Linked DNA regions of Mus musculus: region 1 is linked to region 2. A link is a contact called in ENCODE Hi-C data. All regions are on one chromosome and are shown on one strand. Each heading gives the region's core, a stretch centred on a gene start or an enhancer-like site at or near the end of the contact. The rest is flanking DNA. Distances are from core to core; before and after follow the strand shown. Region 1 holds the start of 4930455C13Rik (RIKEN cDNA 4930455C13 gene). Region 2 overlaps Myb (myeloblastosis oncogene).

What was found. A loop is a pair of places that touch in the nucleus more often than their neighbours do.
Region 1: a map of regulatory T cell shows a loop between it and region 2 (2.8-fold over the local background). The contact joins the promoter of 4930455C13Rik here to the enhancer-like site in region 2. A Hi-C loop is called at or near these places in 4 of 37 maps with a recorded cell type or tissue (T-helper 1 cell, regulatory T cell and v-Abl transformed pro-B cells).

What each region holds. Positions count from the first base shown.
Region 1 is chr10:21,339,350-21,346,071 of GRCm38, forward strand. 4930455C13Rik (RIKEN cDNA 4930455C13 gene) reads right to left here and starts at 2,706. Exons shown (of 4, transcript NR_045352.1): 1 at 2,127-2,706. It overlaps Hbs1l (Hbs1-like (S. cerevisiae)), which reads left to right. Exons shown (of 18, transcript NM_019702.2): 6 at 2,365-2,630; 7 at 3,050-3,215; 8 at 5,728-5,845.
Region 2 is chr10:21,141,333-21,147,607 of GRCm38, forward strand. It overlaps Myb (myeloblastosis oncogene), which reads right to left. Exons shown (of 16, transcript NM_001198914.1): 9 at 4,854-5,108; 10 at 3,637-3,993; 11 at 1,630-1,760; 12 at 640-754; 13 at 427-552. Among named protein-coding and RNA genes, the nearest start is that of Myb, 17 kb to the right of the region's middle. Within about 2 kb of position 3,684, at least 2 of the 3 ENCODE cell types and tissues checked have a DNase peak (open chromatin) inside an H3K27ac peak, as active enhancers do.

The DNA.
Region 1 (6,722 bases), core at 1,456-3,955, 200 kb after region 2:
CATACATTTGCGAAGTAGTAAAGCTTTTCTTTTTTTTTTGTTTTTTTAAGTCTCTTGAGTCAACATTTTGACAGGGCCCAGTGGGAAAATTCATATAGAAATGAAATGTCCAAGAAAAGATTGGGATGGATTGGATACATTGTAGGAGTCATAATCTGGATAAGTCAGAAACACCATAGAAACGAGGAAAGGCCCTGCCATTGATTTCAGTGTTGTGCGGTGAGCGGTATCTATAAGGAAAGCACAGAGTAAATAGTTCTGCAACTGTGCTAAGCTCTCTGTTCACCTTCGCACAGTCCATAGCTTACCATCAATGACTTGTTTCTTTTTGGTGCTTGAGACAGCATGTGCCACCATGTCCGAGCATGGGCTACCATGTCCTAGCTGTCTTTCTTAGACTATTCTAGTAGACTCGAATTTTCAGATTTCATGTCTCAGCACTATGTCTAGACACAGGAGCCCCAGCCTTTGGGAGTGTTTGAACATTTGCTATATGTATACAAGTTAATCATAATATATAGTGTGTCAGATATATTACAATGTATTCTAGTTCTTTTTTTTTTTTTTTAATTTCAGGCTTTTAGTCACAGTGTTTCCGATTAACAGGATCCTCTCAGATCAAATGATTTGAAATATCATTTAACATACAGATAATTTATTAGAGGTTTCTGGTAGTCTGACAGCACACAATATATAATACTGAAGTTGGGCATTCTACACAGTTGCGATCCTAATACTCTAGAGGTTGTGGCAGGGGAGCCTAAGTTTTAGACCAGCTTTGGCTACATAATGAAACTGCCTTAAAAACATAAGCAGACAGACATGGACACACGAATAACACTGGACAAATATTTCTTGAATAATGGAACATGAAAAACTAAAATGTATAGGTTGTTTAACCTGAGTTCAACTTTTTTCTGACTTTTTGTTTTGTTTTTGGTTTTTGTTTGTTTGTTTGTTTGTTTGTTTTCTGAGACAGGGTTTCTCTGTGTAGCCCTGGCTGTTCTGGAACTCACTTTGTAGACCAGGCTGGTCTTGAACTTAGAAATCCGCCTGCCTCTGCCTCTGCCTCTGCCTCCCAAGTGCTGGGATTAAAGGCATGAACCACCACACCCTGCCCTTTTTCTGACTTTTAAATGAGCAAATTACTTTTCGGATTAAGTCAAGTATGAAGGGCAGACCTAGCAGGCACACCCCCGCCACACCAGTGCTCTAGAGGCTGAGGCAGGCAGGTCACCATGCGTTCTAGGCTGACTATGTCCTGAGTGTCAGGTCAGCCAGTGACTCACTACATTCTGTCTCAGAAAGAGTCCAGACATATATAACAGAAAAGCATATAACAGCCATGCTTTCTCAGAATGATAGACCCTAAACAATGACCATGCGGATGGCCCAGGGAGACGGTAGCCGTGTTTGCTAGAAGCCTTGCTGCCTGTGATTCCCAGTAACCACCTGGTGGAAGAAGAGAACCACCAACACCCTTTAGCTGTTCTTCGACCTACACACACATGTGAAAACAAAAGCTACCAAGAGTTCAAGAAATCACATTTATAATGTGTTGAGTTTTCTTGAAAGCCCATTTGATCCAAAAATTCATTTTTGGCTATACCATTGCATATACACCCAGTCCTGGCCATAACATCACAAATACACATTCCTGATTCTGACTGACTGTGGAAGCTAAACTAAGCTAGAACTTGGATGAGAGAATGTAAAATACACGCTGGCAATTCATTTCTCTCCATGTACATGTGTAAGAGGTAACTCATTGCTTAGAGCACAGTCTGCTTTACTAATACTGAGAATTGTAACTCTACCTCTAGACATGTAAGTAGAACTGATTGAGACATCAAGTGCAGGACAGATAGTCAGTACACAGTCTGGTAAGTCTTAGTGTCCAAGTCAAGGAGATTACTCCTTTAGATTTATAAACAGATGGTTCCACTTTTGGAAAGGTCGTTTAGAAATAAGAAATCAAGTTAATTAAGATCATAAAATTATATGACAAAGTGTCTGAAACATTGTTACCAATTTATTCTTGCCGTTCTAGCAGTGGGTGTAGGCCTGGGCCCAGAATGGGCATTTTTAGATCTTAGAGACATTTGAAAGTTTAAAGCTGTGTTTACCTCTTAGGATGCAGCAGCGTTGCTGCCTGCTGTCTGCCAGGGCGGAGTCTTCATGTTTAGTAGACACCTAGGGTTCCCAGTGTTCGTTTGTGTGGATTGGCTCTGGTCACTTCTCTTTTCCAGCTTGACAGACCTGAGACCCAGAATATCAGGGGTTGCCAAGAGATACCCCTGCCCCCTGACTCAGTTGGGCAGTGTCTGAAATGACTTTCTCACAGTTTTTCTCATCTTTCTGCAGCTTAACTTCTGAGGAAAATGGACTCAGTGTGCGCGCTCCTCACAAAGGGCCTCCTGGTGATGATGTGAGCGTAGCTTCTCCTAACATTCCTGAGACCGGCACTCCAAAATCTGCCCTCCCACCTCCTTCCCTTCAAACATCAGAAGAGCTGGGCTCCACTCCGACACCAGTGAGAAAGTCTGGCAAGCTGAGGCAGCAGATAGACGTGAAAGCGGAATTGGAAAAGCGGCAGGGCGGGAAGCAGCTCCTCAACTTAGTGGTCATTGGTATGCCCTTGTTCTGCCCGCCGGGTTAGCAGGACCGCGGCAGGAGGCGCCCAGCCTCTTGGAGCAGTGTAGGCTTAAATAAAGCAAAGAGGCATTGCATCATAATGCATTCTGGTCACCCAGGGTGCAATGGGGCCGCGTTACCAAGGAGGGCATCATCGGACTTAGCTTGTGGCAGTTTTATGTAGTGAACATTTTGAAAATGGGATGCATCTCCCCCCCCAAAAAAGGGAAACTTTGCCCTCTCTAAAACTGTGTGTGCAGTCCTCACCCCCTCCCCCATTTAGGTGTTTTAACCTTGATAGAAATTGGTGTTTGTTATACTAAATACTGACGCACGCTGTTGAATTAGTGTTGCAATGCCTCAATGTGAGCATCTGAAATGTACCTAGTATTAACCCTGAATCAATTTTCCTTAGGTCATGTTGATGCTGGGAAAAGTACTCTGATGGGCCATATGCTTTATCTTCTGGGTAATGTAAACAAAAGAACTATGCATAAGTATGAGCAAGAATCTAAAAAGGCTGGCAAGGCTTCATTTGCATATGCGTGGGTCTTGGATGAAACTGGAGAAGAAAGGGAAAGGTAGCCGCTATGTTTCAACGCTTTTAGTCTTTAAAATAAGTGGGCACTGGAAGTTGAATGTGTAACACATAAATGCATCAGCGAGACGTTCAGAATTCCTTTTGTTTGTCATACTTTATTCTGTGAGAAGAAGGTTAAGAGAATATTTATCCCAAACCCAACAAGGAGGAGCACCGGCAGACAGCAGTGCTGGACGGTGAGGCTCCCTGAGTGGGTCTTGCTGTGAGCCAGTGGAGTTGGCAGTTGTTGCTCCCTCGGCATATCCGGTTGTTAAAGTCGGATCTGACTCAGTCTTGCACCAGGTTTTAAAGGAACTGCCCAGCAGGTCCAGACTACAGGCTCACAATTCCATTCTCATGAGACACACACTCACAGTCCAGAAAGAAACAATTGAATCTATCTTGTCAGTTATTCTTTCAGTGTCTCTCGGGGCTTAGTGCTAGTTTAGGTGGATTCTAGCAGAAGGATGAAGATACTCGCGTATCTCTGGCCAGTTACCTCTTCTGAGGTAATTTAAAGCATAGACGTATATCACATTTAAGGCTATCAGACGCGGAGAAGCAAACTCTGTCTATGTAAGATACAGAACAACTAAGTTAAAATAATGACCAACACGCACAGGGTGTCAGAATCCTAAGTTAACGGTCGAAACATCTCTCAAGTCTTTAATCTGATTATGATTAGAGAGTATATGTGCGTTTGCAGACTTTTCTCTGCATGAGTTCATTTTCCTGCAGTCCCTGTCTCCATTATGTGTAAGGCAGTTCGCTAACCCAGGTTGCATGAGTCTAGTGCTTCTCATAGCTGGGTGTTTGTATCCTCATGGTATTTCTCCCTTATATAGCTTTTTCTCTGTATATTATTATGACCCTGCTTCCTACCCTTACACAAAAGCTTAACCTGTCAATTCACTGAGAAACAGTGAAGCCCAAGTAATTCCCACCGGTCTAACAAACAGACTATCAAAGTATACAGCTTTTATTTCCTTTGTGTAACCTGATCCTGTAGATTAGTAGACTGAGAAGAGTGTAATTTAAGGGGAAGGGCTTAGTAAAATTTACTTAATTATGTGGGTTGAGCTGCAAGTGAGCTAATTGCACTTGCTCCTAAAATGACCAGTTTTTTTCTTTTTTAGTTTTCCAGCTATACTATCTACTTACTGTGGTGCTATTGTGGCCACTAGCTTTGCCTTTCTCACCATGGTATAATTTAGACTGTTCTGTCGACAGCTTCGGAGTACATATTACAAGATTTTAGCTCACTCCACAATATATTGTAGAATGGCATTTTTAAAACTGCTATGTTCTTTAAATATATTTGAAATGTTAAATATTTGCAAATCTATGTTGAAGAACAGATACTAATAGCCGGGTAGCATTTTTGTATCCTTGCGGAAGGATACGAAAGGTTCAGACATAGACAAGGCTGAGTCAAGACTGCAGTGGGTCAAACACTTGAGGGAGGAGCTGCGTCTTGACTCCTTCCTAAGTTTTCTAAAGTGGCCTCTGGGCATTAGCTATTAAGAACAGTAACCAGGATTAGACATCACTTAGACAAGCTCAAATGGCTTGACTAAGGAAACCACTTTCCTGACTGCCTCGGCAAACTGGAGTTGATTGTTGTGGTGTTAGTACTGTTGCTGTTAAATGCAGGCTGAATTTCTTCACTTGAATGGTCTAGAGTAGGAGTTCTCAGCCTTCCAACGCTGTGACCGTTCACTACAGCTCCTCATGCTGTGCTGACCCCCAGCCATGAAGATATTTTGTTGCTACTTCATAACTGTAATTTTGCTACTGTTAGTTAATCTTAATGTCAATATCTGATATTTACCCCTGTGGGGATCACCACCCACAGGTTGAGAACCATTAGAGCAAACCTGTTGTCTACCTGATTTCTTCTTTTACGTTTTCAAGGTCACATGACTCAAGGCTCTAGTAGCTATTCCTAGGGATTTCTTATCATTGGAATCTTTGTTTTGGCTGAAAAGAGCCCCAGGCTTGGTCTCCAAGAAGGATGAAGTGAAATCTGAGGCAAACTGTCTTAATTTTTGTTAAAAATTGGTTATCTCTCGTACCTCTTTTTTTTTTCTCCAAATTATAACTATTGACCAGCTTTGTAAGGGAAAGTTTTATGAGTTTATTTCTATAGTTAGTGAAGCACAACAGAACATTAGAAAAGCCAGTTCTTGAAAGTAATCATTTGTCATGTTATCTTTCTTCATGTGTAGTATTTATCTTTCTCTTACCTAGAAATGTGTGTATATAGCTTTCTTTATTCATAAATTATAGTTTCTTATAAAACATTAAGGAAATGGGAAATACTTATCATTTTTGATAGTTTATTATCTATGCAACCTTGTTTTCAAAGCATACAGGGATAATGAGTTATTGCTGATATTTGAGTCCCAATCCTTTGCTTCATTATGATGAAGGATTTGGTTTGCCATTTTGCCTATTACTAAGAATTTTAGCCCACATCAGCTACTATTTAACCATTTTGTGTTTTGTTTAAGGGGAGTAACAATGGACGTCGGAATGACGAAGTTTGAAACCACAACCAAAGTTATTACCTTAATGGATGCTCCAGGCCATAAGGATTTCATTCCAAACATGATCACAGGAGCAGCCCAGGTACCTGCTATTTTAGCTGACTGCCTCATGCTGACTGTGGCTTTAGTTCTTGATACCCACCCAGCTTGCAAGTCTAGGGTTTTAACTCATGAAATGTTTTTAAATGGAAAGTTTTACTTTTGAGTAGTTAGAAAAGGATGGAGTACATTGTATTTTCCATGCCCTAATTACTTGTCTAAGCTTCCTGATGGGACAACTGTGGACACATCAGGCAGGAGTGTGTTTGGTGTTAAAAATGACAGTACGAAAGTATAAATTTCTCCCCCACTCCCTTCCCCTCCTTCCTGCTAAAATTAAAGTCTGGCATGATAACAAACACTTTGAAGTAGAAACACTGGAAAGTAAGCTGGAAAGAGTATTTGAGTAAGAGTACAAGAAGAAAGTGTGAGTGCCCCTCGGTACCTGAAGACCATTTTTGTTGTTTTGGGTTTTTAAGACTGCAACTTGCAGTGAGCTCAGAGTAACCTACAGTTTCTAAGAAGTCGAGACTCACTGTGGGGCCTCAAACTCAGTCTTCATTTTACCTTCAGATGCTGCGAGTGCAGGTGTATGCTACTACCGTACCAAGTTTATAGACGGATGCTAACTGCAATTTACACGATGAGGTTCTGTAAAGAATGTTCTGTGATGTATAGATGCTAGACCTTCTTTATGACCATTTTATCCCCCATTATGTGTGGTAAGGATTACATGATAAAAATCCTCTGTAAACCAGATTACAATCAAAACCTGTCAAACAACTAAAACGATTTTGTGGACTGAGTATCAAGCCCATAGCAGGTAAAGCCATGAGTGGTGCATCAGCAGCCCCTGAGGGACAGAGTCAGCAGTCTCCAGTGGTTTCGTCAGTCACATTAGCCTGGGTATCTCTGAGGAC
Region 2 (6,275 bases), core at 2,434-4,933:
CCAAAACCCCCATTTGGAAACCCTCTACTCCTGAACTACAAAAACCCTTATTTTCCCCATGTCCAATGCTAATCTCTTGCCTTACAGAGAAGTAGCCTGTGCACACAAAAAAGCTTGCTCTAATTAATGTGGTCATGATTTGGGTTGGGAGTCTTTCTCTTTGCATATGTGCGATTAATACTATGTTGTCAATAAATTTTGAAAGAAGAGTATAAGCCCGCTGCCCCCTCTTCCCTTTACCCCTCTCTAGCATCTTTTCTGCCTAAAGAAGTTGATGGAAGTCACTTTCCAAATGGGAGGTTGAAGTCCTCATTATGACAGTGCCTTTCAACTTGCTTGCACAAAAGTCTTGCATGACAAGTGTTACTGTTCCTTAGCAGTGATGTCAAACAGTTCAAAGTGCACAAAGCAGCGAGGGCGACCTACCTCCTGCTTGATTTTTTTCAGTAACGGTGGTCCACTCTCTTGAAACTCAGCCACAATTCCAGATTCATCCGATTCCTGCTTAATCACATCTTGTAGGTCCTCCACTGCATGGGAGGGGGTCTGAGGCTAAGGGAAGAGTGGATATTTCCAGATCAGAGGAAACTTGTCTACACTCCTAAGCCCACTAAATCTAAGGACCTTTCTTGAACTTACTAGCATCTTCAGGGGACCGTATTTAATTTCTTGAGCTGCAAGGGCATGTTTGAATGGTGTGGGAGTTCGAGGAGAGCTTTCGAGGATTGACCTTTTGATAGCTGGAGTTCTAAAGCTAAAGAAGAGAAGAAGCAGAGAATAAAAAGACATGTATCCCGTATGACGCCGTCAGCGTGGACACTAAGAGGCTGCAACGGACAAGGAAGGGCAATGCTGATTAGCCAAATGCATTCATTGAGGGATTGTAGATCTGAATTAAACCAGATTGCAGATCTACAAATACTTCAAACTATCGTGCCCTGAGACTAAGAGCTCTGAAGTAGTTCCCACCTTTTGAGAATGAGCCTGAGGCATAGGTAATGGCCTTGGATCTGTATAATGGTGACTAGCACCGTGATATCTGGGATCATTTGTAAACCAGTCTCACCTGCTCCCTCAAACGGGGCCAAAACACGCTATGTCTAAAACTTTGTTTTTATTTGGAAGTAATAAGAATGTATTTCTTTTCAATTACTTAATCACCCCTGGCTTTTGAAATACATATATACATACATACATGCATACATACATACATTTTCATTCCTGTGAGTATGCAAAAAGATCCTAATGTATTTGTTACAAAAAGAAAAAATAAGATTAAAAAATATAAACTATGAACCATTCTCAATTTTATTCTGAATGCTTCAGTCTCTTTTGTTTGTTTTTAGTAAGGATATTGAAAAACAGTGGAAAGAAAAACCTGGCCGGTGGGGGGTGGGGAATGGTACAGAAACTCCCTGTGCATGCACATAAGACATCAGAATGTACTACAGAAGGTAATTATTCTCTACTTTCTTCCCTGGTTGGTTGTAACTTACTTGGGATGTATCCATTATGAGAATGCATAGGATACATACAGTGAATGCATTATATACATACAAGGGGGGGTCAGACATTTTAATTAATATAAATAAATAAAATAAACATTTTTCTTATTGAACTAAGACTTACATGGAATTTTCCTTCTGGGTTTTCACAGTCTGGTCTCGACATGGTGTCAGTTTGTGACCAATGAGAGGAGTGGAGGGTAAGGTAGGTGCATCTAAGCCCGAGCTTTCATGGTTGCTGGAAGTGTTCAAGAACTAAACATGGAAGAAAGAAAGGAAGGGAGAGAAGAAAGGAAGGGAGGGAAGGAGGGAGGGAGGGGGGAGAGAGGGAGGAAGGAAGGGAGAGAGAGAGAGAGAGAGAGAGAGAGAGAGAGAAAGAAAGAAAAACTGATTAAATAATGAGTCTGTGATCATGCAGTTTGAAGCCAAACCCAGATGGCAGGCAAGTGTCCTCTACTGACTCACAACCCCAACTACGACAACGTTAACAATCTTTCAGTGTTGGCAAGGATATTGATTTATTCCACCTGATTAGGCAAGGTTCAGAGATTTATAAGAAAGAACATCTAAAGGGTCAAAGCTTCAAACCTTGCAAAATTCAAAGAAAATCTTCTCTGTAAATGACATTTGTCACTTAAGAGAATGATATGTGCTCTTGATCAACATTAAAAAGGTTATCTTCTTTTTCTTTCATATTTGGTTTTCTCAGTTTAATGGTCTAATAACTCAGACTGTTGTTGTGTAAGGTTTGCGTGATGTGGGAAATTATCCAGTAAGAAGGTTTGTCTCTCAGCATCCTGACGCTCCCAGGGTAACACAGGTTTGGGAAAGGCAATGGATCTTATCTCTTGGGTAGACTGATGAGCACACTCAACGCTCTCAGGGAAGCCAGGAGCAGTGGCTGCTGCCTGCAGTCAGTCACTCAGAAGCCAGGGCGCCTCTTGAACTCAGGAGCATAAGGCAAGCTGAGCAGAATAAAAGACTGTCTGCATTCTGAAAAATTAAAGAATAAAAAATCCAAACAAACGCCAAGCCTGAAGGACCCTCTGGTAAAGAAGCCGTTTAAAGCCCGAGTTAGCATTTCCCAAACGTTTATGTCTACCTAGATCATTTTCCCTGAGACATCTATCTTGCAGAAATGATTTCACAAAACACGGTTTAGGAAAATATGGGGGTGGGTGGGGGGTGGAGACCAATTGTTTTGGGGAATGGGGGGATCATTTGTCTATACTTAAAGTTCTTTTAAAAACAAGTCCAGAAATATGTATAGCTCAGTGGTAGGGCACTTCCCTAGCACACATGAGGCTCCAGGTTAGATTCTAAGAACCACAATACTACTACTACTACTACTACTACTACTACTACTACTATTACTACTACTACTAAAATGAAGTAAAGTAAAACAAAGTACCAAATCTTCAACGGATATAATTGGGAAAAAAATTTAAGGAGCCAAATTGTCTCTTAATTATAATTTGGAAAGCACGTGGCTCTGCTAAGCATTATAGTGTTATATACCTTAAGAACACTATATGAAGTAAGGGTATTCTTTGGAAAACGGTACCTTAGCAAAATCCCATAGCAGAATTTAAAAGACCCAGTGTTGAAAATGTTAAATTATTTTGCAGAAGCATCTCTTTTTCATCATCTCAGTAAACATCCTCACTTAGAAAAGGGGCATAGTGGTTCATTTTCTAGTTGTAATCCAAATGTTATGTAATCATAATTTGGTTCCCTCCTCCCCAGGGTCAGTAAATCACTTAGTAGTCAATGAACAAAGAGGCAGACATCGTGTTAAAATGTGAAGAGGCAAGGATGACAAGGGAGAAGAGGGGAGGGACGGAAAAAGGGAAATGTAGTGAAAAGGGAAATGGAAACACATCCCATGCAACTTTCTGTCCATTTTCCAAAACACCAAGACTTCGAGAGAAAGAGATGCGACAAAATCACCAGTGTGTCAGCCCAAATGCCAGGAAGCTAGCCACCTCTACCCCAGTGAGATTGAACGCGGAATTAAATCTGCCAGGACGGCAGTCATTAGTCATTTGTTCAAATTTAGATTAGTTTCTAATTATTAAGGCTCGGGTGTATGCTGAAAATTAGTAACAGCTGTGCAGAAATTGTGCTCTACCTGCGAGGGAGAGAAGGGTAGGCTTTTGACAGGGGAACGCTTGAGAGTTGAGCTGATGACGTCAGCAAAGAGGGAGGGGCTAGGCTCTCCAGCGGCTAGGGGGCTGGCCTGGCCCCGCCTTTTTCGTAGGACGACCAGCGGAACCTTGCTGTGCCTCGCTTGGGGTGAGTCTGGGCCGAGGGATGCCTCGCTCAGCACTCGCCTGGTCACCCTCAGGCTAGGCTCTCCTGCAGATCTAGTCCCATGGCCCTCTCTTTGCTGAAGCTGGAAGGCTTTGCCTGTGGGCTGCTGGCTAGGTGAAAAAGCTGCCGCTTCTTCAGAGAATTCAAAACTGCTGAGATCACACCACGAAGAATCCTGAAACAACGTGGGAGGCACAGAGCTTCTGAGATGGTATGCAAGTGACAGCGCCACCATCACCCAAACACAGCACTGAAAGAGCAATGGACGAAAACGCTGGGCCTGCCTGCCTGCCTGCCTGCTTTCTAGCTCAGGGATTACAGCGGTGCATGGGTTGTCTTGCACATCTGCTGTGGAGAGCTCAGGCACTCTCTTTTGCATGCAATTTAAAGCAAACAGAAAACATTTCTAGATGATACATTATGGCAATAGCTGGCCCTGTCCCGTGTGAAGGGAATAAGTGCTTTTTAACCAATTAGGAGACCAAGAAAATGAACTGAGTGACTGCTGAACTCAAATTTGTTTCACTCAAGATGGTTCAAGATGGTTTATTTTGGTGTTACTATGATTGTCAATCAATTTACAGTATGCTGTAGAGAGATCTATATGCCCCACCCTTGAACTGAAAGCTTAAGGTTACGAGGAAACGTAAGTCCAAATGTGCTGTCCCAAAACAGACAAAACAAAACAAAAAGCAAGCAAAACCAAAACAACAAAGAAATTTTCTAGAGAATCACAAAGAAGTAAGCAAAATATATAAGAAATTTGTTAAAATAGTTCAGACACAGCTCTCATTCTGAGCCCTTTGTGGTAAGTCAGAACTTCATTAATTCACACCTGGAAGGCAAACAATTTTGGGTGGGTAGCCTACAAAATCAAGACCACTGAGAGAAGTGGAATCGTAAAAGCTAAGTCTTTCACTTTACATGAATGTAGGACCAAACCGTATTTGCTATAGAAAATGGCAATGATTTATGCTATACCAATTCTCAATTCCTCTTCCAGAAACATCAACGTGCCTTAGCAATTCTACTTACAGAATCTATAAACTGGAGTGTTTCTGCAAATTCTAAGAGGTTCTTAACATTGTCCAGAATGGTGCCCTGGTGGACGATCATGCACCTTGCTGGTGAGGCACTTTCTTCAGGTAGGGAGCCGGGATCTGCAGGCAGAGATGGGGTGGCATGGTGTTCTCCCAAACAGGAAACAGGTGCACTATCCCCATGAGGTCTGGTCTGGTCCACAATGGAGGTGCTGTGCCACCCGGGGTAGCTGCAAGTGTGGTTCTGTGTCTGGGGAAGGGGGTGTGTAGAAATAAGGATGGAGAGAAGAAAGGAAGAAGAAACTTAGCAACTATGTTGCACAAGGTATCAGATGCTGTTGGAGGCAAGATAAAAAGTGGTTGCTTCATCCAAAACTCAAGCCTGCCAGACAGTTGTCAAGATGTTTCCTTTTTGACAGCTTTGCAATAGCTCTCCAATTTATACCTAGAGGATTGCTTCAGTTGCTAAGATTTTAGTCAAATGTTAAACCTTGGGACTGCTACAAAATACAAGTCTTAGATGTCTTAGAATTCCATTGGAGTTTAATTTAAAAACAGTTCCCCATTGCTATGACTTAAGAATGGTCCTATTTGCATGTTAAGCCCTTGAAAGCATTCAAGGGTTAGAATTGCTTCTATCTGTACATATCCTGTTGCTTCTATTCTTTTCTTTTTTTTTTTTTTTTTTTTTTTTTTTTTTTTTGGCTATAGGTTGCACTGATGCAAGCTAGAGCTGCAGAGTATATGTGGTTGGGAAAGTAGATCAAGTTAACAGAAGTCCCCTTACAGCATGTCCATGCAAGAGAAGAAATTGCAAAATAGTAACTAAAGTTCAAAAGTGGTTGAACTAGCACAAGTACATTATTTTATTATTTAATAACAACAACAAAGAACATTTCACCTGAAGAATCGCTAGTGGGTATCACCTTTCACATACTCACTTCTTGGCTAAACTACCAAAACTCCAAAGTTTGCTTTTTCCGTGAGCTGCCCATTCAAGGATTCAGAAACGGTCTATACAAGAGCTAGAGCTGGATCCTGTGTGTGTGTGTGTGTGTGTGTGTGTGTGTGTGTGCAATGTAGCATGTCTGAGACTCTAGGCTCAATTGTCAGTACAAAAAAAGAAGGGAAGGGGTTGTCTCAGTCTGAAAGGTGACTGCCATGCAATCGTAAGAACCTGGATTTGATCTCCAGGCACCCACAGCAGCTCCATTGTGTAACCCCAGCACTGGAGAGGGAGAGACAGGTAGACCCTCGAGCTCACTGGCCATTAAGCCTAGTCAAATGGGCAAACTCCAGCTTTCATGAGACCCTATTTCAAAATATAAGCTGGATGGCCAGCAAGATGACTAGGCAGTTAAAAAGGAGTTTGATCCCCAGAGCCCACGGTAGAAGGAAAGAACTGATTCTGGAACGG